Regions from separate parts of the Homo sapiens genome. Here all the other regions are linked to region 1. A link is a contact called in ENCODE Hi-C or POLR2A ChIA-PET data. All regions are on one chromosome and are shown on one strand. Each heading gives the region's core, a stretch centred on a gene start or an enhancer-like site at or near the end of the contact. The rest is flanking DNA. Distances are from core to core; before and after follow the strand shown.

What was found. Hi-C counts contacts between places; a loop is a spot of excess contacts on that map. ChIA-PET counts read pairs that join two places held with the same protein, here RNA polymerase II (POLR2A). Pooled maps may share reads with other maps.
Region 2: a loop to region 1 is called in a pooled map, with 15 times the contacts of the local background. The contact joins the promoter of MIER1 here to the enhancer-like site in region 1. A Hi-C loop is called at or near these places in 6 of 37 single-sample maps with no recorded cell type and 9 of 50 pooled maps. POLR2A ChIA-PET finds 5 or more read pairs at or near these places in 1 of 52 experiments (activated naive CD4-positive, alpha-beta T cell).
Region 3: a loop to region 1 is called in a map with no recorded cell type, with 25 times the contacts of the local background. The contact joins two enhancer-like sites. A Hi-C loop is called at or near these places in 4 of 37 single-sample maps with no recorded cell type and 8 of 50 pooled maps. POLR2A ChIA-PET finds 5 or more read pairs at or near these places in 1 of 52 experiments (activated T-cell).
Region 4: a loop to region 1 is called in a map with no recorded cell type, with 19 times the contacts of the local background. The contact joins two enhancer-like sites. A Hi-C loop is called at or near these places in 3 of 37 single-sample maps with no recorded cell type and 5 of 50 pooled maps.
Region 5: a loop to region 1 is called in a map with no recorded cell type, with 12 times the contacts of the local background. The contact joins two enhancer-like sites. A Hi-C loop is called at or near these places in 2 of 37 single-sample maps with no recorded cell type and 3 of 50 pooled maps.

The regions. Positions count from the first base shown.
Region 1 is chr1:65,809,671-65,814,365 of GRCh38, forward strand. All of the region lies in intron 1 of PDE4B (phosphodiesterase 4B), which reads left to right. Among named protein-coding and RNA genes, the nearest start is that of PDE4B, 19 kb to the left of the region's middle. RefSeq lists an enhancer at 2,502-2,731. Within about 2 kb of position 2,489, at least 2 of the 41 ENCODE cell types and tissues checked have a DNase peak (open chromatin) inside an H3K27ac peak, as active enhancers do.
Region 2 is chr1:66,922,088-66,926,265 of GRCh38, forward strand. It overlaps MIER1 (MIER1 transcriptional regulator), which reads left to right and starts at 2,903. Exons shown (of 14, transcript NM_001077700.3): 1 at 2,903-3,008; 2 at 4,055-4,155. The coding sequence starts at 2,942. DNAI4 (dynein axonemal intermediate chain 4) reads right to left here and starts at 2,769. Exons shown (of 17, transcript NM_024763.5): 1 at 2,575-2,769. The coding sequence starts at 2,744. RefSeq lists enhancers at 2,472-2,631, 2,922-3,201 and a silencer at 2,772-2,891.
Region 3 is chr1:67,336,496-67,340,614 of GRCh38, forward strand. IL12RB2 (interleukin 12 receptor subunit beta 2) reads left to right here. Exons shown (of 17, transcript NM_001374259.2): 9 at 2,129-2,208. Among named protein-coding and RNA genes, the nearest start is that of IL12RB2, 31 kb to the left of the region's middle. RefSeq lists an enhancer at 2,411-2,490. Within about 2 kb of position 2,261, at least 4 of the 41 ENCODE cell types and tissues checked have a DNase peak (open chromatin) inside an H3K27ac peak, as active enhancers do.
Region 4 is chr1:67,111,150-67,115,690 of GRCh38, forward strand. It overlaps C1orf141 (chromosome 1 open reading frame 141), which reads right to left. Exons shown (of 8, transcript NM_001276351.2): 5 at 4,203-4,315. Among named protein-coding and RNA genes, the nearest start is that of C1orf141, 22 kb to the right of the region's middle. Within about 2 kb of position 1,467, at least 2 of the 41 ENCODE cell types and tissues checked have a DNase peak (open chromatin) inside an H3K27ac peak, as active enhancers do.
Region 5 is chr1:67,211,164-67,215,861 of GRCh38, forward strand. The region is part of intron 6 of IL23R (interleukin 23 receptor); the gene reads left to right. Among named protein-coding and RNA genes, the nearest start is that of IL23R, 47 kb to the left of the region's middle. RefSeq lists an enhancer at 4,202-4,341. Within about 2 kb of position 3,393, at least 2 of the 41 ENCODE cell types and tissues checked have a DNase peak (open chromatin) inside an H3K27ac peak, as active enhancers do.

The DNA.
Region 1 (4,695 bases), core at 1,239-3,738:
TTATGGTTATTTTCTTATTTTTGTTGAAATTTAAACTGCACTTTCTGAAATAGCATTTATTATACTTTCAGATATCATCTGTCTTGACTAGGAAGTCAGTCACTGAATGAGTAATTTTGTTTCTGGTATTACTGCCTGACAAACTGATTTTCAGAGATGGTCATAAAAGCAGCATTAATGATCATTTTTAGAGATAGAATGACAAATATCTTGATAAATCATGCCTTGTGCTTAACTTATTTATGAATAGTTTCTGCTGTGGATCTTTTTGGTGCTCTTAAAATGCAGTTAAATTTGTAGTTCAAGAATTGAATTTTTATTCTTCCAGTAATTGCAGCCAAGGGCTGCACTCTCTTTCAGCCTAGATAAGCCACAGTGACATTCCTAGGCCAAAAGAAGGATGCTTGTTGAAAGCTGGTGGGCAGTGAAAAGGACAGGCAGTGTATAGCTTCCCTTTCAAATGCAGAAACAGGGCTTCTCCAAGGTGGAGTGTTGATAAATTATGGGATATTCCAAAAGTCCTTAGTCCACACTTTCTGCTCTAGCAAAGGTAATTTTTGCTATTTATTTTGACCTAAGTACCTTTATAAAGATTTTGTTTTTTCCTCTGGAGGAAGGTAACTAATATTTATTGAGCACTCACCATGTGCCAAGCATCTTAGGAAATGCTTTAAATGCAGTCTCATTTAATTCCTACTATTACCTTGTGATGAAAGCATTATTATACTAATTTTGAGGATGAAAACATTAAGCCTCAGCCAAGTAATTTGCTTAAGTTTATATAGCGAGGGCTGACTTGTTTTTTTTCTTTCACCAACCCAAAGTCTATACTTTTTCTAGTGCCTGCTTAAGACTCAGTATGTTAAAACTTTAAAAATATTTATTGAGAGTTTCAGTATGTTCCAGGTATATAACTTAGATATATTTATTTTCATTTTAAAGATGAAGAAATGGAGAGGTTCAGATTAATACTTTTTTCAGCATTACACAGAGCCAGGATTCAAACTTAGGTCTATCTGACTCCAAAGCCTATGCTCTTACCTACCACATTGACTTGTAAGACTTTTTCTTAAAGGGTTATATTTTAAAATTATTATTAATATTTACAATTATTTTCTATTTAATTCTTTTCTTAAGTACATAAATGCCATAAGTGCTACCCCCTTTTCATGCAAATATAGTGAGTTAATGTGGAGGATCTACTACTAAATGCCTTTAGGATTCTGCTAAACGCTTCGAATACGTTAGGGTTTCTCAACCCCAGTGCAATTGATACTTTGGGCCAGATGATTCCCTGTTTGGGAGACAGCCTGTCTCGTGCATTGCAGGGTGTTTAACAGCATCCCTGGCCTCTACCAACTAGATGCAAACAACACTCTCTTTTCCCCCTACCCAGTTGTGACAACCAAAAATGCTTCAGACATTATCAAATATCTTTTGTCAGAGAGGAAATCACCTGAAGTTGAAAACTAATGGTCTACATTATCTCATCTTATCCTTAGAACACCCCATGAGGCTCATATCATTATGATCTCAGCTTTACACAATAAGAATAACTTGCTCAGGGTCATATGCTGAGAAATAGTATCTTCAGGGCTCAAATTGAAGGCTTACCTATGACTTTGGACTAATTTTTGTTGTATTTCATGGACTACGTCTTGTCTTCAAACTTAACTTGAGCATCCTCAAGGCTTGGCTATGTCAGATTCTCCTTTTTCTTTTGCCCCAAGGGCACCTAGAAAAGTACTTAATACCCAGCTGTGCTTTGACAGATGTTCATTAAGCAAATGACCCATTTTATGTGGGTCATATTTAAATAAGCATATTTTAAATAAAATAGAGCTGAGTGCAGTAATTAAGAATCAGACACATCACAGGTTTACATCTCATTCCTGCCATTTATTAGTTATAGGATCATGGAAAAATTTTTGACCTATTTGATTTCCTCATTTGTTTGTGACTAATAATCCCTCCTGTGGATAATGTGAGGAGTGAGTTAACATATAAAGTCATCTAGCATAGTACAAGACACAAGGTTACAAAGTTAAGTACATGATAGCTACTAGTAATACAAATAATATTAATATTAATGATAGTAAGGTGGCTTGGATTTTCTCTTTATATTATGACATAATTTACATATACTTTTATTTCAATAAATTTAGAAAAAAATTTCTTGTCTGCCTAAGACAACTTGAAAGCTGCTGTTTCATTAACGTTAAATAAAAATTACATGAAATATAAAATATACAGAAGGTAAATGAGGAAATTAGGGGGAAAAAGTAAAGCCAAACAAACAAACCAAAAAAAACCCCAGGACCATTAAAAGACAAAATTAACATATTGTAGTACTGAGGTTTCAGTGAGGAATTAAGCTTAGTTCCTTTCATTTCACTAAAGAAGTTTTAACCCTTGTGGTGGCTCAAGGGCTAGGGCTTCTTTTGGCTTTGAGAGCAGATGAATTGACTCATCCCTGACCTCAGCCCTCAGCCTTCTGCTGATTTGGCATCTCTAGCTTCCTTCCCCGAGGTCTGACCTTTTGCCTCATTTCCTCTGACTCAATTTTGGGTTCTGTTCTTGGCTTTCAGTTTCTGCTCTGAGAGTTCCTTTTCTAAATTTCTGGGTCCTCTTGTAGGTTAGTTACTCACTTGTTTCAGTTTCTCTGCTGGTCTCCTTCTTAGGGTATGGCCCTCCATGCTCTGCCACACCTGGGTTGCATCAGCTGCTCAAAGGCAGCATTTCTCACCTGCTGCTGCTCTCCCTGATCCAGGGCCAACTTGGACAAATCCCTTCCAAATGTAATTGGCCATAATCATGTAGGTTTTAACTATAGGTTGGTGGCATTAAATTTCCAAGACAGTAAAATGTCAGGGTGGAAATTCATTGTTTTTAGATACTGGAGGGACTTTCTGTGTTTTAAATGCCTCTCAATTATTTTTTTCATCCATTGGCACACTTTGGAATGTTAATATTTGTAGTAAATACTGAACTACATAGATAATGCTGTTTGTGGTTCTAGGAATTACATGCCTATCCTAGGGACTGAGGGGACGACTGTCTCAGCCTCCTATATGATATTATGTATAGAAATGCACTGGTTGAGAAGCTCTATTCTAAAGTCTCCATGAAAACACAAATAGATAGCACTGGGCAGGGGTTGGGAGAGAGTATAACACCTTAAACAATTATTCTCTAGCTTCTTTATTTCTATTTGCCTGTCAACTGCTTTCTAAGGGTCCTAGACAGCCCTGGAAAAGTTGCCCCAGGAATACAAAACCTTAAGAATGAAGATAAGGACACTAAAGTTTCTGTAGGGGCTGGAGAGGGAATACCTAAATCTATTCTAAGACATGTTGGGAGATACTAAAACTGGAACGAGATTGGGAACAGGCAGAGAGTTAGGAGGCTACCGAGGGAGTTCAGGAATGAGGTATTGAGGGTTTGGTTTATTAGCTGCTCACCTGTAGAGGAGTGAGTCACTTATTTAAATTCATACAGAAAATATGTAAGCATATATGGTGGGTTGGTTGTTAATACTTTGTCAAATGCATGCCACTTAACTAATCGTGGGAGGTCACTATAATTACCATTTAGATGTGAGAGGTATACGGAGGGAGAAAGAAGTCAACAGTAATATGCAAGTTACTATTTTAATTAATTGGGGGAATTGAATTGCCATTCACTAAAGAAAGACTAAGAAAAAGATACAGTTTTGCTGGGGGAAATGGCATGTTGAGTTTTGAACGTGCAAGTTTGAGATATTTTTGCCATATAAAATAATACCTATCTGAAAAGTATTTGGAAGGTGGTCTGGAACTCTCAGGAAAAAGCCAGATCAGAGTAAACAGATTTTAGAAGTGAACAATATAGAGATCTATACATTTTCATTGTGGGCCCTGGAAATCATATTCAAAATAGTATGAAAAATGTGTGCCAGTGTAGTTTTTCTGAGGAGGGGGTCCTCTATAGTTTCAAAGAATCACTGCTACAGATAGATGAGATAGGTAAATTAAGACCTTAATGGCAAATGGGTAGAAATTATGATTTTTAAAGTAAAAGAGGAAAATGAATCAAGGATAACTTCAGGGTATTTTTTTCTTTGGCAGCAGTGCAAGAGTAGGAGAAGAAATTGGTTTGTGAAGCTATGGGGTTAGAAATACTGAATTTGAATTAGAATGTAGCTTTGAAAAATAATGTGTCCAATAGGCAGTAGGCACTGCGGCAAAAAAAAAAAAAAAAAAAACAACAGTTGAGAGATCTGGAATATAGATTTGTTTGTCTTCAGTGTTATGCTGATAATAGAAGCCCTGAGTGTATGTGAGCTTTAAGCCAATTATTAGACTAAAAAGAGAACAGTGAAGAAGTCCAAGTTTTGAGCTTTGGGTATTACCCAGAGTCGAGAGCCAGGTGAACAGAAGGGCTGGGGCACTCTGGGCACTTGACAGAAAATTCAGTCGTGAATTGACTACAGCACATTGCTTGCCAAAGCCTTGCCCGAGGCAGCTGCTGGTTGATGGAAACAGCTCAGGGTGTGTGTCAGCACTCTTCCTCTAGCTGGCTGGACTGGTAGTCTTCAAATCCTTTTGCTCCCTCATCCTTATAACAATATTTAAGTCACATCATCTTATTATATGTACATATGTTTAGATGCTGTAGAGAATATGTGAAAACAGAAATTTATGAAGATGAAATACA
Region 2 (4,178 bases), core at 1,653-4,152, 1.1 Mb after region 1:
GCCATGTTGCCCAGGCTGGTTGTGGACTCCCAAGCTCAAGTAATTTGCCCACTGGTTGTGAACTCCCAAGCTCAAGCAATTTGCCCACTTCAGCCTCATAAAGTGGTGGAATTACAGGCATGAGCCACTGTGCCTGGCAGGAATAAATTTTATGGAAAAATTCAAGCAAAGGTGAGGGACTGAAGAGCTCCAAAGGTGAAGTATTATTACTTTATATGGGGTGGTAAAGGACTCTTTGACACAGTTACCTAAAGGAGGTGAGTCATGAGGTTATCTGGGGGCACAATATTCCAAAAAACTGCATATGCACAGGCTCCAAAGGGGGAATATAGTGTGTCTGATGTGTTGTGGGACAACGTGGGATGTAATTAGGCAAGAGGAAGAGTCTATAGTGAGATCCTGTGGGGCCCTGTAAAGAGTTTTACTGAGTGAAATGGAAAAAACTTGAGAAATGTTTTGAGCAGAACCACATTGATTACTACCTGGAGGGTGTTGGCAAGGAGACTATTTAGGTGGGTATCACAATGTAACACAGTGATTTACATGGGAGTGGTAGTCTGGATTTATTTGGCAGGTAGAAATGGTAAAATTTGCTTATAGAGTGAGGTATAAGATAGAAGTCAAGGGTAATCCCAAGGTTTTTCCCCTGAGTAAGTGAAAGAGTGGAATTTGCCATTTACTAAAATGAGAAAGATTGCAGTTAATTAGAAAAGACAGAAAATATTATATATTTGGTTTGAGATGTTTATTAACTTATAAGTGCAGGTGTTTTTTCTTAAAATCTGTTTTCTTGGGAGAGGTCTTAGCCAGAGATTAACATTTGTGAATCATCATTATAGGTGATATTAAAGACATCAGAGTGAAGAGGTTTATGGACTAACCCAGCAATACCAATACAGTCCTGGATCATCAACAATGAATCACATATACAATGGTGATCTGGTAGCAGAGCTGAAAAATTCCTATTGTCTAACAACGTTGTAGTTGTCACAACATTCAAGCACAAGACATTACCTTTTCTATGTTTACATACACAAATACTTAGCATTGTGTTACAATTGCCTACAGTATTCAGTACAGTAACATGCTATGCAGGTTGGTAGCCTAGAAGCAACAAATGCATTTTCATCATTATGCAAACACCATTTAGTGTACTTACACAAACCTAGATGTATAGCCTACTATAGCTTAGGTGTACAGTCTACTATACAATTGTAGCCTAGGTGTATAGTAGCCCATACATCTACGTTTGTGTAAGTACACTAGAAGATATTTGCAAAATGCTGAAATTGGCTAACAAGGTATTTCTCAGAAGGTATCACCATCGATGCATGACTGTATTTAGTTATGGTAGTGAGGAACAGATACCAGCAAAGGATCTGGGAAAGGTGAAACCATGAACCAAGACAAGAACTAGGAAGAGTGGTTTCTCAGAACCCAAATAAAGCTTTTCAAAGATCGAGAAGCGATAAACCCGACCGACACTGCTTCATTCAAAAAGAATGAAACTGTGGATCAGCCATTGTATTTGGTTGCATGGCTATTGCTGGCTTTCATAGAAGCTGTTTTGATGGAGTGGTAGGATGGACAAAAGCGTGAGTACCATATTCAAGAGAGAATGCAAGGTTCTCTCCCAAGAACTCTCAACAAGTTCCGCTGAAGAAAGATTAGCTGAGGTGGAGGAGATTGGAGAGGGGAAGAGAAAACAAATTACTTAGGGAATTTTGGGGGAACTTAGTGGGCAGCATTACGGGCAGCGCTAAGGAACCATTTAAAGTAAGACAAGTCCACACAGCTGTGTGCTTTTCTACAGTCTTGTTCAACTGCTGCATAACAACAGAATGTTGGAAGCAGGAATTAGTTTTAAAGTAAGATGGTATTGACGAGACGACAATAAAATACCTCTACTACAGAGCACAGCAATGTTCGGCCTGGTGGCTCACAGAAGCTGAGGCTCTTGAACGTCTGGGCACAGCATGAAAGCATCAAGCTTGAGAGACTGCAGGCCTTAACAAACTAGAAGTGCTAGAACGATGGTTCTAAACCAGGTCTTTTCTCACACAGCAAGCACAGCAATAGAGATTTATTTTATCTTATTTTTTAGACAGAGTCTCGCTCTGTTGCTCAGGCTCGAGTGCAACGGCACGATCTCGGCTTACTGCAACCTCCGCCTTCCGGGTTCAAGGGATTCTCCTGCCTCAGCCTCCCAAGTAGCTGGGATTACAGGCATGTGCCACCACGTCCGGCTAACTTTTTGTATTTTTAGTACAGACGGGGTTTCACCATGTTGGCCAGCCTGGACGCTAACTTCTGACCTCAGGTGATCCACCCCACTCGGCCTCCCAAAGTGCCGGGATTACAGGTGTGAGCCACCGCGCCCAGCCCAGTAGAGATTCTTTTAAAGACTGCGGTAGGTCGATAAAGGAGACATTGTGGCCTAGGAGCTTCAAGGTCTACAGACTGAACCCAGTTAGGGTAGGGCCCCTTTCCAAATCCAGAAATGGTATCTATTAATAGAAGGGCTCCCTCCGGGTCCCAGGGGGATGGACTACGGTTTTTAGCGCCGGAACTTACAACCCGAAGTTCTGCTGCTTGTGACTGCCTGCCGGAGAGACTGGCATGGTGGCGACCAGCTGGGGAGTGGTGCACCACCCCTTTTTTTGGCCGCCTCTGAAGTCCCTGTACCCCCAAGCTCCTCCGTTAGCGGCTCGGGCCGAGGCTCCGGAATGTTTGCCGGGCGTCATGGCGACGGTGGAGCCCTGGCTCAACAAGCGGCCGCGCGGTTGGCTGGCGGCACGAGGCCGAGGAGGAGGGCGGAGGCGGAGGGGAGGGCAGAGGGTTGGTGGAGCTGGAGGAAGCTCCGGACGACGACTGGAAGAAGGAGGCGGGCGGCCCGGGCCTCAGGCCCCTCCCAGGCTCTGAGTCTCCCGGCTGCAGGCGGATGGATGGGGCTTCTTCAGGCGGTGGCGGCAGCAGCGAAGGTGGCGGCGGCAGCAGCGGCAGCGGCTGTAAGTGCAGCCTCCACAAGCCATCTCTCCCCTTCTATTCCAGTTTGGGATGAGGGGCTCCTGAGGTGTCCTCAGTCCCCTTTCTCTCCTTCCCCTCCCCCACGGCAGTGTACCGCCCGGAAGACCCTTAACTTCCGGGGAGGGGCTGCCGCAGAACGCGCCTGGCTTGCTCTCCGCCGGCTGCCAAAGGCGCATGCGCAGCTTCCTCCCTCTGGCCATCGACTGCCTCCCAGCGCCGCCTTTTTGCCTTCGCGGTGGTGGCGCCGCGCTGGGAATCCGCTGCGGAGTGAGTTCGCCTCGCCCCGTTCGCTTCGGTCCCTGATCCCAGTCGGGGTGGGGCTAAGCTGACCACCCTGCTGTGGCTCCGCCTCTTTCTCCTGTATTTCCCTCACTTGTGTCCCATCCCCGGGAGGCTCTCGCTTGCACTGCAGCCTTTATGGTGAGCAGCGCCCTGGGCCAACTTGCCCTTTTCGGATGGAGTCAGGGAGGGAGGAGAGACTCGAATAGGGTATTACTGTAAGGAAACGAGGTCCTCCTAGCGCGTGGGAGGATCCCTTGGGACAGATGCCCGCCGCTCTTTACTCTTGTTCTTTCAGCTTGTAGTGGCTAGGTCCCTGGCCTGGAGCCTATCTGTGGTCCCTGCATGCTGTGTAACCTTGAGCGAGTCACTATCCCTCTCTGGGCTTCAGTTTTCCCTATTTAAAGCTTCCTCCAACGCTAGAATTCTGCATTTCTGCAGAAGAACTTATGTAATTACAAGATTGACTTGGCTATTGAGGCCGCTTCACCAAGATGACCCGGAGTTGACTGAACCTTCTTCACTTATGGGTGGAATGAGGCGACCTATTTATTGGGTCGCTTTTATTCCTTTATCATTAGTTACAAATTGCATGACTTAAGGCTCATTAAATGTTTTTCTAAAATTGTCATGGGATCCTTGTCCTGATTCCCGACCATCTTTTTAAAAATGCGAAACAGGGTGGATGGTGAGCTTGTATCATCGTTTCTGTCTCCTTGCTACTGAGGCTCTCTTTCCTTTGATCCAGATGGTGTGGTCGCTCGATTCTCCCAGTGCCTGGCTGAGTTTCGGACGTGGTTAAGAACCAACTGGTTGAGGTTCAATGCAGACAAGACGGATGTGATGCTGGTAGGCAGGGGTACACTTGGAGA
Region 3 (4,119 bases), core at 1,011-3,510, 1.5 Mb after region 1:
AATTAAGAGCATTTTCAAAATGTTTTACATAAGTGTTGCTTACCTCTAAGTCCTCACTGCAAAGGTAAATACTACTGCAAAGGAGAGAAAAGAAAAGAAGTGAATGTTTAGAAAAAAACAAAAAAGAAAGTAGAGCAAGAAAGGCAGGAAAAGGAAGTAATGAAGGAGAGGATAGAACAAAAAGAAGGCCCAACTGATGGGGGATGGAAGTATCGCAGAGAAACCATTAGCTTTCTCAGAGCCAGGCACCTGCACGGTGCAGAGCCAAGGCTATGGGCTCTGGGATAAAACGGATTTGTGTTCAAAGCCTGGCATCTCTGATGATTAGTTCTGGGACCTTAAGCAAGTTCCTTAACCTTTCAGCACTTCAGTTTTCAAATGCGGGAAACAGCAAGAGCTACACTTGCTGAGCACTCACCATGTGTCAGCACGCTCCACTGAAATTCCCACTCCACCCTGTGTGATATGTGGAATTATCACCCTCATCTGACAGATGAGGGAGCTAGCCGAAGGATGTGGTTAGCATTTGTTCAAAGTCACAGAGCTGGGCTTACCCCGCAGACCTGGCTCTGAAGCTCACACTGACTACTGCAGGAGGAGGGGAGATGGAGCTGTGGATGGGCCCACACAGCACCTGCCCTCTACATGTGGGTACTTACGCTCCCTTTCTTTCTCTTTTGCTCTTCTCTTATCTCCTGTTATCCAGGTGGTGGGACTTAATTTTCTAGAAATTTCCATCTGGTTAGATGGAACTTTCTAACCTAGGAAAAAACCCCAGCGCAGCCTCCCCTCAAATACACTCTAAGTTTCACTGTTGAGGAAATTAGCTTGGTGCAGCTGAAGCCTGTTTTCAGGAGTTGTTTCTGCTGGTTCCACTCCTGGCTGTAAATCAAAACAAATCTAAGTGACTTGATGGTAGAGGAAACAAAATGACTTCACTCACTCACGTGAGCATGAACTCATGCACACACACACTCACACTTACACATACAGGAGTTGATTATTTAGTCTCTTTGCAAGTATGTTTGGTTGAAATTAAGTTGGGCCATATTTGACCATTGTCTTACAGATTGGTGGTTATTTATTTAATCAGTTCAGCCTGTGTTTTGGCATTAAATAGATAATATCACATGATTTGTTCATTCATTACTTAACAATTATTAGGAGCCTATTATATTCTAAGTGCTGCGCTGGGTATGTGGCATATTAAATGAGATAGGACTTCCCTTTAAGTACATCATTGTCTAATGATCACACACCAAATAATTGTACTATACCATGATAAGTCTAGGAATGGAGATGAACACAAGGTTTGTCATTTATATTAGTGTATTTTTACAAGACCAAAAAGTGTTTTTCTATATGAGTTGTATCTTCTCTGTTGAGAATTCTTTCTGCATTCTAGTAAAAAAAAAAAAAAAAGAAAAGAAAAGAAAAGAAAAGAACCACATATACTTTATTTTTATTTTTTTGCTCTGTCTTATGGTGCTAAAGCCACATGTACTTTCCTTGGGTTATTTTAATAACACATGTTTTAAGAGTAAGTTAAGGCCGGGTGCAGTGGCTCATGCCTATGTAATCCCGGCACTTTGGGAGGCCAAGGTGGGTGGATCTCTTGAGCTCAGGAGTTCAAGACCAGCCGGGGCAACATGATGAAAGCCTGTCTGTATAAAAAATACAGAAATTAGCCAGGCGTGGTGGTACGCACCTGTAGTCCCAGCTATGTGGGAGGCTGAGGCAGGAGGATTGCTTGAGCCTGGGAGGTGGAGGTTGCAGTGAGCTGAGATCGTGCCACTGCATCACTGCATTCCAGCCGAGGCAACAGAGCAAGATCCTGTCTCAAAAAAAAAAAAAAAAAAAAAAAAAAAAAAAAAAAAAGTAAGTTAAGAAACAAATTCCTCATCATTTTTTTTTAAATTTGTTTTTAAGGTAACCTTGTTTTTCTGACTTTTTGGCCAAAGATATATATGTTCATTGTTAAACAAGAAAAAGAAAAAATACTGGGACACACACAAATAATTGAAGTTATCCTCTAATTCTACTCTTCCAGAATTGTTTACTGAATGACCAGTTAACTTTCAAAGTAGTAAATATATGAAAATATGTCTTTTTTTCTCCTTTGAAACAGAGCCTACTGGGATGTTAGATGTCTGGTACATGAAACGGCACATTGACTACAGTAGACAACAGATTTCTCTTTTCTGGAAGGTGAGTTTTAAGCGTCAACTTAAAACTCAAGGGAATAAAACTGAAGGCAGAAAAAGACCTATTTGCATAGTGGCTTTTATATGAAGCTTCAATGATTTTGCTAGAGCTCATTTTCTCACATTCATGACACACCACAGTGTCATGTGCCTTTGGTGGATAGGGGTGAGAGCTGAGTTCCTTCTTCCACACAGTCACATCGTTTCAATCCCACTTCCTATAAGATCAAGGTCTTTTTCCATCCCTGGCATTTCCACCCTCTGACCCCAACTACTTCATCTCTTCTGACTGTTGTCCCCTTTCTGCCCACCCCCACCTCTCCTACATAAATATGCCCAGCAGTAACCATGTCACTTCACTTATTCACTCTTTGGGAAACAAAAGATGAAAAAGCTGTGGATGTGGATATTTAATAATGTTTGTTAAGTCATTGAAGAGGGAGAAGGAGGAAAGAAAGCTGCTCTACTTTAGGAATAGTAATAGTGGTAGAAAATAATACAAACAGGCCAGGTGCAGTGGCTCACGCCTGTAATCCCAGCACTTTGGGAGGCCAAGGCAGGCGGATCACTTGAGGTCAGGGGTTAGAGACCAGCCTGGCCAGCATGGTGAAACCCCGTCTCTACTGAAAATACAAAAATTAGCCGGGCATGGTGGCATGCGCCTGTAATCCCAGCTACTGGGGAGGCTGAGGCACGAGAATCACTTGAACCCGGGAGGCAGGGGTTGCAGTGAGCCAAGATCATGCCACTGCACTCGAGCTTGGGTGACAGAGTGAGACTACGTTTCAAAAAAAAAAAAAAAAGAAAATCATACAAACAGGAATAGAAAGCAGCCCTTCCTCAGGAATGGTAATAAAACAGTAGTAAATTAGACAACTTTCCAGAAAACAGTGAAGCCTGACATTATCATAGAATGCGAAAGTTTCACAAAGCACTGAAAGCTGGCATTACCATTTTATTTAATCCTCACAAAAATCCCCTGAGGTAAGTACTGGTACGCCCACTTACCAGTGAATGAGAAAACGAATGAATGAGTGAATGAAAAAACGAGTATCAGAGAGAGGAAAGAGAGGAAGTTCTTGCCCAAAGTCACCCAGCTACTGAGCACAGACCTGAGACTGAAACCTTATCCAGAACTGCTGCATCGTGACTCATCTTTGTTGAAGGAAAATGCTGTGCGATTCGAATTGAGCTACTGATTGGCATGCTCATAAGAGGTTTCCTGGTGAACTGCACTCTTTATTTCTCAGGACTCACATCCTCTTCACTACACCTCTTCCAGTTGAGGATAGAAAGTTTTGGAATTATGAATCTGAATGAGCACAAAACCAGAAGAGTAAGAATAACAATTATAAAGTCCTCTGATGGGGTTCACATGATGGGTTTTGATCATTGCACACTTCTTCAGTTTTAAGAAATGAGTGATTTCTTCTTCTTTCTCCTCCCTGTCTCTCTCACACACACATAAAACGTCTGGTATAAGAAGAGACTACTATAAATAGCCTGGTGAATCATGATCAGGCTCTTCACTTTGAAACTAACACTGCAGCTCAAAATTTATTTTAAAATGAATCTACTTTCAATAGCAAGACAATTCTCAAAGCAGGACATTTAGAACAGCCATAATTTGTGAATATTATAGAAGAACCCAGCCTAATTATTTCCTTTTCACGAGCAAGTGACTGGTTAAAACCAAAATTCCTCCTCTCATGTAAAGGTTTCTCCTCCAAAAATGTCCTCAACAGTGATCTGGAAAGATATGCTACGTGTTAATCTATTCCACGCCTCTCAACTCAAGGGTTTCTCTCAGTAGAATGAGGGTAATGATACAGGTATCTGCAAAGCTGACAAGACCATTGTGGGGATCAGCAAATGAGAGGACACAAATGTAAAAATCACAAGGGCCACCAGTGTA
Region 4 (4,541 bases), core at 217-2,716, 1.3 Mb after region 1:
GGTAGTTGCTATTGCAATTATGTAATTTAATTAACCACCACACATAGCATACTCAAAAAAAGGTCTTGGTTACACATTAAAAGATTAACAAATTGATATATATTTTTATTTAATAAATTTGGATGTTTAAGTTTTACATGTATGTTTTTTATGATGCTCTGTCTTAACTGACTTTATAAGTGCTAGTCCTTACCATGTTCAATAATCTCTACTGTATTGAAATATCTCCAACAAATAATATATTATCTTCTCTACTGTCTCCATACATAAAGTTTTACATAATATCAGAGATGAAATCACTTTAACATTTTATCATTTTGAATCCTAAAATTCACTTGAATTTTGGATTTGTAGGAGCATATATAAAATTATTAGGACTAATTTGAATTTCTATTAAGTAATTACTGAGTATACAAATTACACCTACCTCAGTTGTATCCTTAAGATAAAGATAGGGTCTAATAGATCTTGATTTTAGATGTTCTTCTACTGGCTCTAAAGAAACAAACATAAGTATTTCCATGCTATTAAGTTACTTCTAATTAAACCCAATCAACCATTTTCTCCACTGCAGTAAACTTTTAAGAAATGTAAAAGAATAATTTTATTTACTTACATATGCATTGCTTGTACATGGTTAGAGCTAAATCTATTTTAGAATAATTTGCCTTAAAGTGAATTTCTATTAACAGACTATAACTTTCAATTATTTACTATTATATGATAAAGCTATATTGTCTTGGAAAATGATGGATTTCTAAATAAAATAGAATCATATGTGTTATTCAAAAAATATTTTGGCTAATTCCTTTGAAAAGAGAAATAGAAATAGTCCCTTCTACCTGCATTTCTCTCATATTCAGTTATGAGTTTTAGTAATCTGAATTATCATCCAATGGATATTCTTAAAGTAAGTATGGTGCAGGGGTCAGGCATACAGACTTTGGACTTAGATAGCCTGGGTCCAAATTGCACCTTTTTGTGTGGGTTACATAGCCATAGCCATAGGAAAGTTACTTAACATCTGTGAGTCTTACTTTCCTCATTTGTTAACTGGAAACAATAGCACTTATAGAAATACTTTCTGAGTTAAATGAAATAATAGATGTAACAAATTTAATACGGAGTCTGGTAGTCATTCAATCAATAGTTATTTGTTGATCAACTATATGCCAGACACTGATGGACTCTGGAATTGTGACTCCTGCCCAATGATGCATACATTTTAGTGGGTAATATGGAAAATAAACAAACAAAAAAACAAGACATTGGACTTGTGCAGTGGCTTACACCTATAACCCCAGCACTTTGGGAGGCCAGGACAGGTGGATCACTGGAGCCCAGGAGTTTGAGACTAGCCTGGGCAACATGGTGAAACCCTGTCTCTAAAAAAAAAGTACAAAAATTAGCTGAGTGTGGTGGTGTGTCTGTAGTCTCAGCTACTCAAGAGACTGAGGTGGGAGGATTACTGAGCCAGGGAGGTCGAAGCTGCAGTGAGCCGTGACCACACTGCTGCATTCCAGCCTGGGCAACAGAGTGAGACCGTGTCAGAAAAAGAAAACCACCAAAAAACAAAAAACCAAGGGGTGAATAATTGAAATTTATTCTGTAACAGAAATAAACACACTTTGGTGAGGGAGAACCATAAAAGAGGTATATTGTTGATAGCGTAGTCAGAGGACGCCTCTCTGAACAGATGACATTAACCAAAATATGCAAATGAGCTACAAGTTGCATGAATAGAGTATTGGTGTGTCTAGGCAGAGGGGAAAATATATATTCCTTTCAGGCAATCTGGTAGTTGTACTGAAAAGAGGCTAATGAAGTTGCAATTTGTTTATTTATTTTGAGATAGAGTCTTGCTCTGTCGCCCAGGCTGGAGTGCAGTGGCACCATCTCAGTTCACTGCAGTCTCCACCTCCTGGGTTCAAGTGATTCTCATGCCTCAGCCTCCCAAGTAGCTGGGATTACAAGTGTGCACCACCACACCCGGCTAATTTTTGTATTTTTAGTAGAGATGGGGTTTCACCATGTTGGCCAGGCTGGTCTTGAGCTCCTGACCTCAAGTGATCTGCCTACCTTGACCTCCCAAAGATCTGGGATTACAGGTGTGAACCACCCTGCCTGGTTGAAGATGCAATTTAAATGAAGGCCAGGGAGGTAGGGAATGAGGCTGAATACACACACAAGGTTCACAATATACAGGTCTTTGTTTCTTTTCTTTCTTTTTTTTTAGATGGAGTTTCACTCTTGTTGCCCAGGCTAGAGTGCAATGGTGCAATCTCAGCTTACTGCAACCTCTGCCTCCTGGGTTCAAGGGATTCTCCTGCCTCAGCCTCTCAAGTAGCTGGGATGACAGGTGTGTACTACCATGCCCGGCTAATTTTGTATTTTTAGTACAGACAGGGTTTCGCCATGTTGGTCAGGCTGGCCTCAAACTCTTGACCTCAAGTGATCCACTTGCCTTGGCATCTCAAAGTGCTGGGATTACAGCCATGAGCCACCGTGCCCGGCCAGGTCTTTGTAAGAAGTACAAGTTTCATACTAAGTACAATGAGAATCCGCTGAAGAGGCTTTAATCAGGATCAGCCTACTTTTAAAAGATCACTATATGATTTAAGGAAAGAAAATGGATTAGAGATTTTTGCTACCATTATGGAAGGCCAGGTGATTAGTAACAGCCCTCCTGCTGAAAACACCTTAAAAGGCTAGATTGAATATTTTTTAAAGTCTAAAGAGAATCATTGACTTAAAAGATGATAAGGGATCCCTGGTCTTAAATCTAGGAGAAGATAAGAACTCAGATAGGGAAGCCCAACATGCCAAGCCACTTTTTCCCTGAGAGTATTTGTGATGTGAAGGTAAGATCAAGTTTTGGAAGCTTCATGGCTTGAGATAGAAAAAAACAAAAAGCTGACCAAAGGTCCAAAGTTTTGATATTTAAATGTTCTCCAGTTCCCTTCCCCCACACACAAAAAACCCCCACACCTATTCATTTTACCTGGGATCCAAAAGGGTTACAACCTTAGGGTGAACTAGAATAGTTAAGATTGCCACCTGGATGTTTTAGGGAAAGTGAAGCCTTGAATGCTTTAGTATGTTCTGACAAGTACTGCCTCCATATACCTGGCATAAACAATAAAAAAAAAAAAAATCTTTTCTGGAGTAACGTATCATCACCCTAGTTCTCAAATTGTTCCTATAAATAATTTTCCAAATACCGTCCAGCACACATTCAAAGATAATAAGACACATAAGGAAATATGACATTATGAAAGTGAATCATGAGAAATAAAATAACAATGTGTATAACAAATCCTTTGAGAAATCAAGTTATGAAGCATAATAGAGAAATTAAGCAATAGGGGGTGATGTGGAGTCAAGAAACCTCAGTTAAGAAGGTTGATGAGAATTATGCAATTGAATGATTGTTTGATAATGGAGAGAAAGAGAAAAACGAAGGCAACACGAAAAGCTCAAATTCTCTGAGAACTGATAATGCTGATTCCTAGCTCACGGACTCCTAAAATTTCTTTTTTATTTTGAGATGGAGTCTCGCTCTTGTCACCCAGGCTGGAGTGCAGTGGCACGATCTCAGCTCACTGCAGCCTCTGCCTCCTGGGTTCAAGCGATTCTTCTGCCTAGTCTCCTGAGTAGCTGGGATTACAGGCACGCACCACCATGCCCGGCTAATTTTTGTACGTTTAATAGAGACGGGGTTTCGCCATGTTGGCCAGGCTGGTCTCGAACTCCTGACCTCAGGGGATCCACCCGCCTCGGCCTCCCAAAGTGCTGGGATTAGAGGCGTAAGCCAGCGTGCCCACCCAGCCAGATTCCTAAAATTTCTAACTTGAAAGTAAGTTTCTATTAAGCAAGCTGTTCATACTTGACTTCTAAAAAACAATAACAAGGAAATTCTCAGCATTGAGCTGAAAGGAAACTCAGAGATTTTCTTTCTAGAAGAAAACAACACATAACACTATAAACATAAAAATATATTCCTATTTTGTGAATTGTATAAATTGTCCATTCTGATATTTAACATCTCTTCTTCTTAGTAAGTTCTTTTTTATAGTTCATGGAAATGCTTTTGACAGAGATCAAATTATCAAGAACCTTTAAGACACACATCGGTAAATAATAAAATAAATAAAGCACCCATTAATAAATCAAAGAAGTAAATATGTTACACAAAGCATTACCTGTTGACTCACTTTCTTTATTTTTTACATTTGTTTGAATAAAGAATGGTCTTAAATTTGACTTTTCAAAATTACTCTTTCTAGGTTCAGGCTCACATTTGAAAGAGACATGCCTGGAAGAAATAAAAATTAATTTAAATTAAAATAATGAGAAAAATTACAAAATAAATCTAAAAAATAAATTTGGAGGAATGTGAAGTCCTAGTTATACAGACTTGGATGTTATGTTAATGTTGTCACAGTACCAAGTGTGAAACATTGGACTGATTAAATAGGAGCTGAAAATATTAGTTTTAGTCGTTTAAAGTGGAGGGGGACAGAAAACTACTTGCTGCTGTG
Region 5 (4,698 bases), core at 2,143-4,642, 1.4 Mb after region 1:
GATCCTGCTGAATTCCTTTTGCATATGCAGAATTTAGATTAAATTTCAAAACAACACAAATACAATTCTCAAGTCCTAGATTCTGAATTAATGGGGTTTTATCCTAATAAGACACCTGGGGTCCTTGTATAGTATCACAGTCATAGAATGATATTAAAGAATACTGAGTTTCTTAGGCTGGGTGCAGTGGCTCATGCCTGTAATCCCAGCACTTTGGGAGGCCAAGGCAGGCGGATCACCTGAGCTCAGGGATTGAAGACCAGACTGGCCATCATGGCAAAACCCCGTCTCTACTGAAAATACAAAAAATTTAGCCAAGCCTGGTGGTGTGTGCCTGTAATCCCAGCTACTCAGAAGGCTGAGGCAAGAGAATCGCTTGAATCTGGGAGGTGGAGGTTGCAATGAGCCAAGATGGAGCCACTGCACTCCAGCCTGGGTGACAGAGTGACTCTGTCTCCAGAGGAAAAAAAAAAAAAGGATACCAAATCCTCTTACTTCATGCAAATAGGAGTATGTAATAGACTAGAAAAAGTGTTTAGAAAATAGAAAGGAATTATATTATCAGTGTCTCTGAATAAGTTTTCAGAAGCCAACTGTTTTCTGGTTGAAACTCTTATTCTCTGCTCCCCCTGGTGGTGCTACATAGGCCATCTTGGTAACAGGTACATTTGAGCTCACTTTTCAAAACCTTCTCTTTATCAGAAGTGGCAAATAGAGTAGAAAGAATATTTGTTATCTCATATGCTCTTCATAACAATCCTTTGTGATAGGTAGTATTAGCTCCATTATATAAATAGGGAAATAGAGTTTGAAAGAAGTCAAGCCAGATTTTTTTGAACTTATACCGTCAGTAACTAAGTGCCTCTCACAGACTCTACATCACTTTAAAGACCAAATAAATATTTAGAAAATGAAAAGACAGGTTTCAATCCAAAGCCACTTCTGTCTCCTCCACCATTATTTTTTTCAGAAAGTTTTTTTAAACTCATGACTCCCTCAGTCAATCTACCACGTTTCCTTTAAACACAACCACTAACACAGAAAAAGTGAATTACCATTTCTATCCAGATCACTCAAGCCAAGTCACTGTAGCCAGAATGAAGCTTTGTTTACATTTGCTACTGTCAATTTCATCTGGGTCATGCATGAAGTGTTGTCTCTGCATGTCTGTAGGAAGACAGGAAAGTCAGAGTCAAGAGGAGTGGGAGGATACCAAAGATTACAGGTCTCTTCTACCACTTTAGCTCCGTGGTGGCATTGCCTCCATTAGATATTGCTGGAGGTGGGGGGTTTACTTCAAAGCGACAGGAAAGCCTTGTGGCCAAGAGCACAGGCTCTAGAGTTCAAAGCCTGGCTCTGCTACTTTCTAGTCATGCAATCTTTTTTTTTTTTTTCCTTTTGAGACAGGGTCTTGCTCTACTGCCCAGGCTGGAGCGCAGTGGCGCAATCTCAGCTCACTGCAGCCTTGACCTCCTGGACTCAAGCAATCCTCCTGCCTCAGTCTCCCAAGTAGCTGACCACAGGAGAGTGCCACCATGCCCAGCTAAATTTTAAAAATTTTTCTGTAGAGACAGGGTTGTGTCATGTTGCCCAGGCTAGTGTCAAGGTCTCTAACTGCTGAGCTCAAGCAACCATCCCGCCTCAGCCTCCCAAAGTGCTGGTATTACAGGCACGAGCCACTGCTCCTGGCTAAGTCATGCAATCTTTCTTTTTCTTTTTTTTTCTTTTTAGACAGAGTCTCACTGTGTTGCCCAGGCTGGAGTGCAGTGGCGTGATCTTGGCTCACTGCAACCTCTGCTTCCCGGGTTCAAGCGATTCTCCTGACTCAGCCTCCCTAGTAGCTGGGATTACAGGCATCGGGCACCACGTCTGGCTTCTTTTTGTATTTTTAGTAGAGATGGGGTTTCACCACGTTGGCCAGGCTGATCCCAAGTGATCTGCCCATCTCGGCCTCCCAAAATGCTGAGATTACAGGTGCGAGCCACTGCGCCCGGCCTAGTCATGCAATCTTGAGCATGTTTCTTATCTTCTCTGTGCCTCGTTATTCCCATACATAACATGGGGATAAGATAAGCCCTTATATCATGTGTTTGTTGTGGGAAAGGGGATCCAATGATGTAAGAAGTTAGCTACAAGCCTGGAATAGTGTAATTGTTCACTAAATGCTAGCTAGTAATGTTACTCTCTAGCCTCTAGGGGAGCCATGCAGCAGGGATAGTAGAGCAAAGGAATCCAACTGAAAGTCACAGTATTGAGGGTGCTTTTCAGCCCCTTTAGCTAAGGTACATACAGACTGTGAAGTATCTAAGGGAATTAGGCTGACGAGGCAAGGAGAATATGTGCCACGCAGCAGTCCATGTTTCAGGCAATGATGGATGGCATATATGATGGTGGTCCCATAAACTTATCATGCAGCTGAAAAATTTCTGTCACCTAGTGATTTATATTACAATTGCCTGCAGGATTCAGTACAGTAACATGCTTTATAGGTTTGTAGCCTAGAAGCAACAGGCTATACCATATAGCCTAGGTGTGTAGTAGGCTATACCACCCAGGTTTGTGTAATTACAATCTATGATGTTCGTACAATGATGAAATCGCTTAATGATGCATTTCTCAGAATGTATCCCTGTCGTTAAGTGACACATGACTCTAGTTATCTCTTGAAAGATGGTTCCAGGTCAAAGCTTCAGATTTTGTCTCTGGAGACACAGCTGCCTCTGGGAGAACATTTACAAACATCTTGCTCCCACCTCATTTACCTCTCTCCCTTCTGAATTCCCTAGAAGTCTAGCTTAGACCAGGTTGGAATATATACAGATTTTAGTAAAGGCTCAGAGATAGCAAGAAGAAAATAAATCTCAGCTGGGAGGGGTGATACAAGCCTATATTCAGCTACCTGAGAGACTGAGGCAGGAAGATCACTTGAGCCAGGGTTTTGAGGCTGTAATGCACTATGATCCCACCAGGGATAGCCACTGCACTGCAGCCGGGGCAATACAGTGAGACCCCCATCTCTATAAAAAGAAAGAAAATAAACATCTCAGAGAAAAACCACCTACTATGTAATCTTGATTACAAAATATAACTAGCTTTTCAAAGTTGGTTTGAGACCTGTCTTTTCATTTTCTAAATATTTATGTGGTCTTTAAAGTGATGTAGAGTCTGTGAGAGGCACTCAGTTACTGATGGTATAAGTTCAAAAAAATCTGGCTTGACCTCTTTCAAACTCTGTTTCCCTATTTATATAATGGAGCTAATACTACCTGTCACAAAGGATTGTTATGAAGACCATATGAGATAACAAATATTCTTTCAGTTCCATTTGCCACTTCTGACAAAGAGAAGGTTTTGAAAAGTGAGCTCAAATGTACCTGTTACCAAGATGGCCTATGTAGCACCACCAGGGGGAGCAGAGAATGAGAGTTTCAACCAGAAAACAGTTGGTTTCTGAAAACTTATTCAGAGACACTGGTAATATAATTCCTTTCTATTTTCTAAACATTTTTCTAGTCTATTACATACTCCTATTTACATGAAATAAGAGGGATTGGTATATCGGCTATCTACTGCTACGATTGAGGGAAGAGAGAGACCCTCTCATATTGTTTTATATTTTTTTATACTCAGTACCTGTTTTAAGAAAAAACAACAAGGAAGTAAAAGCAAAGACAGGCAACCCAGCACCAGGCCCGAAACCAGGACTGGGCCTGCCTGGCCAAAACCCAGTAGTTAAAAATCAACTCATAACTTAGAAAGCGATGTTATTCATAGATTCCAGACATTGTATAGAAGAACATTGTGAAACTCCCTGCCCTGTTTTGTTTCTCTCTGACCACTGGTGCATGCAGCCTCTGTCACGTACCGCCTGCTTGCTCAAATCAATCACGACCCTTTCATGTGAAATCTGTAGTGTTGTGAGCCCTTTAAAAGGACAGAAATTGTGCATTCGGGGAGCTCGGATTTTAAGGCGGTAGATTGCCGATGCTCCCAGCTGAATAAAGCCCTTCCTTCTATAACTCGGTGTCTGAGAGGTTTTGTCTGCGGCTCGTCCTGCTACACAATAATGTGTAACAAACTGCCACAAAAGCTGAAGGGACATATAACAATAAACATTTATTTCTCAATGTCAGTGGGGTCCAGCTGGTCTAAGGTGAGCTTTGCTGGAATTGGGCATGTGTTTGCAGCTCAGCTGGCTCACTCCTATGTCTTTGCATGAGCTCTCCTCTACATGTCTCCTGGTCCTCTTTCTGCCATCAACAGGCTAGCCTGGGCATGTCCTTATGGTGATGGCAGAGGGCAAGAGTACCTAAGGCCCAATCTTTCCAGTGTCTTTCAATCCTCTGCTTATATCAGGCTTACCAATGTCTGTTGGCTCAAAGCAAGCTACATGGACAAACCAGAGCCAGAATGGGAGAACGTTCAAAGCTACATGGTAAAGGGCCAGGATATGGGGCTGGGAAATTACCTGGGCATTATTGCAATCCACCTCAAAATGTCATCAAGGCTCTCCACCTGCTGCTGGAACCAGTTCGTGTGAGGAGAGGAAGATGGTAGCATCTTTCCAAACAATAAAGACCAAGAACCTTGGCAGTCTTCATCCTACTCTAGCATTTGACACTGTTGACCACCTTGTCCTGAAAATGTCTCTCCTCTTGGTTTTCCCATTTCAAGAATGTGTTAGTCTTCTATCAATAT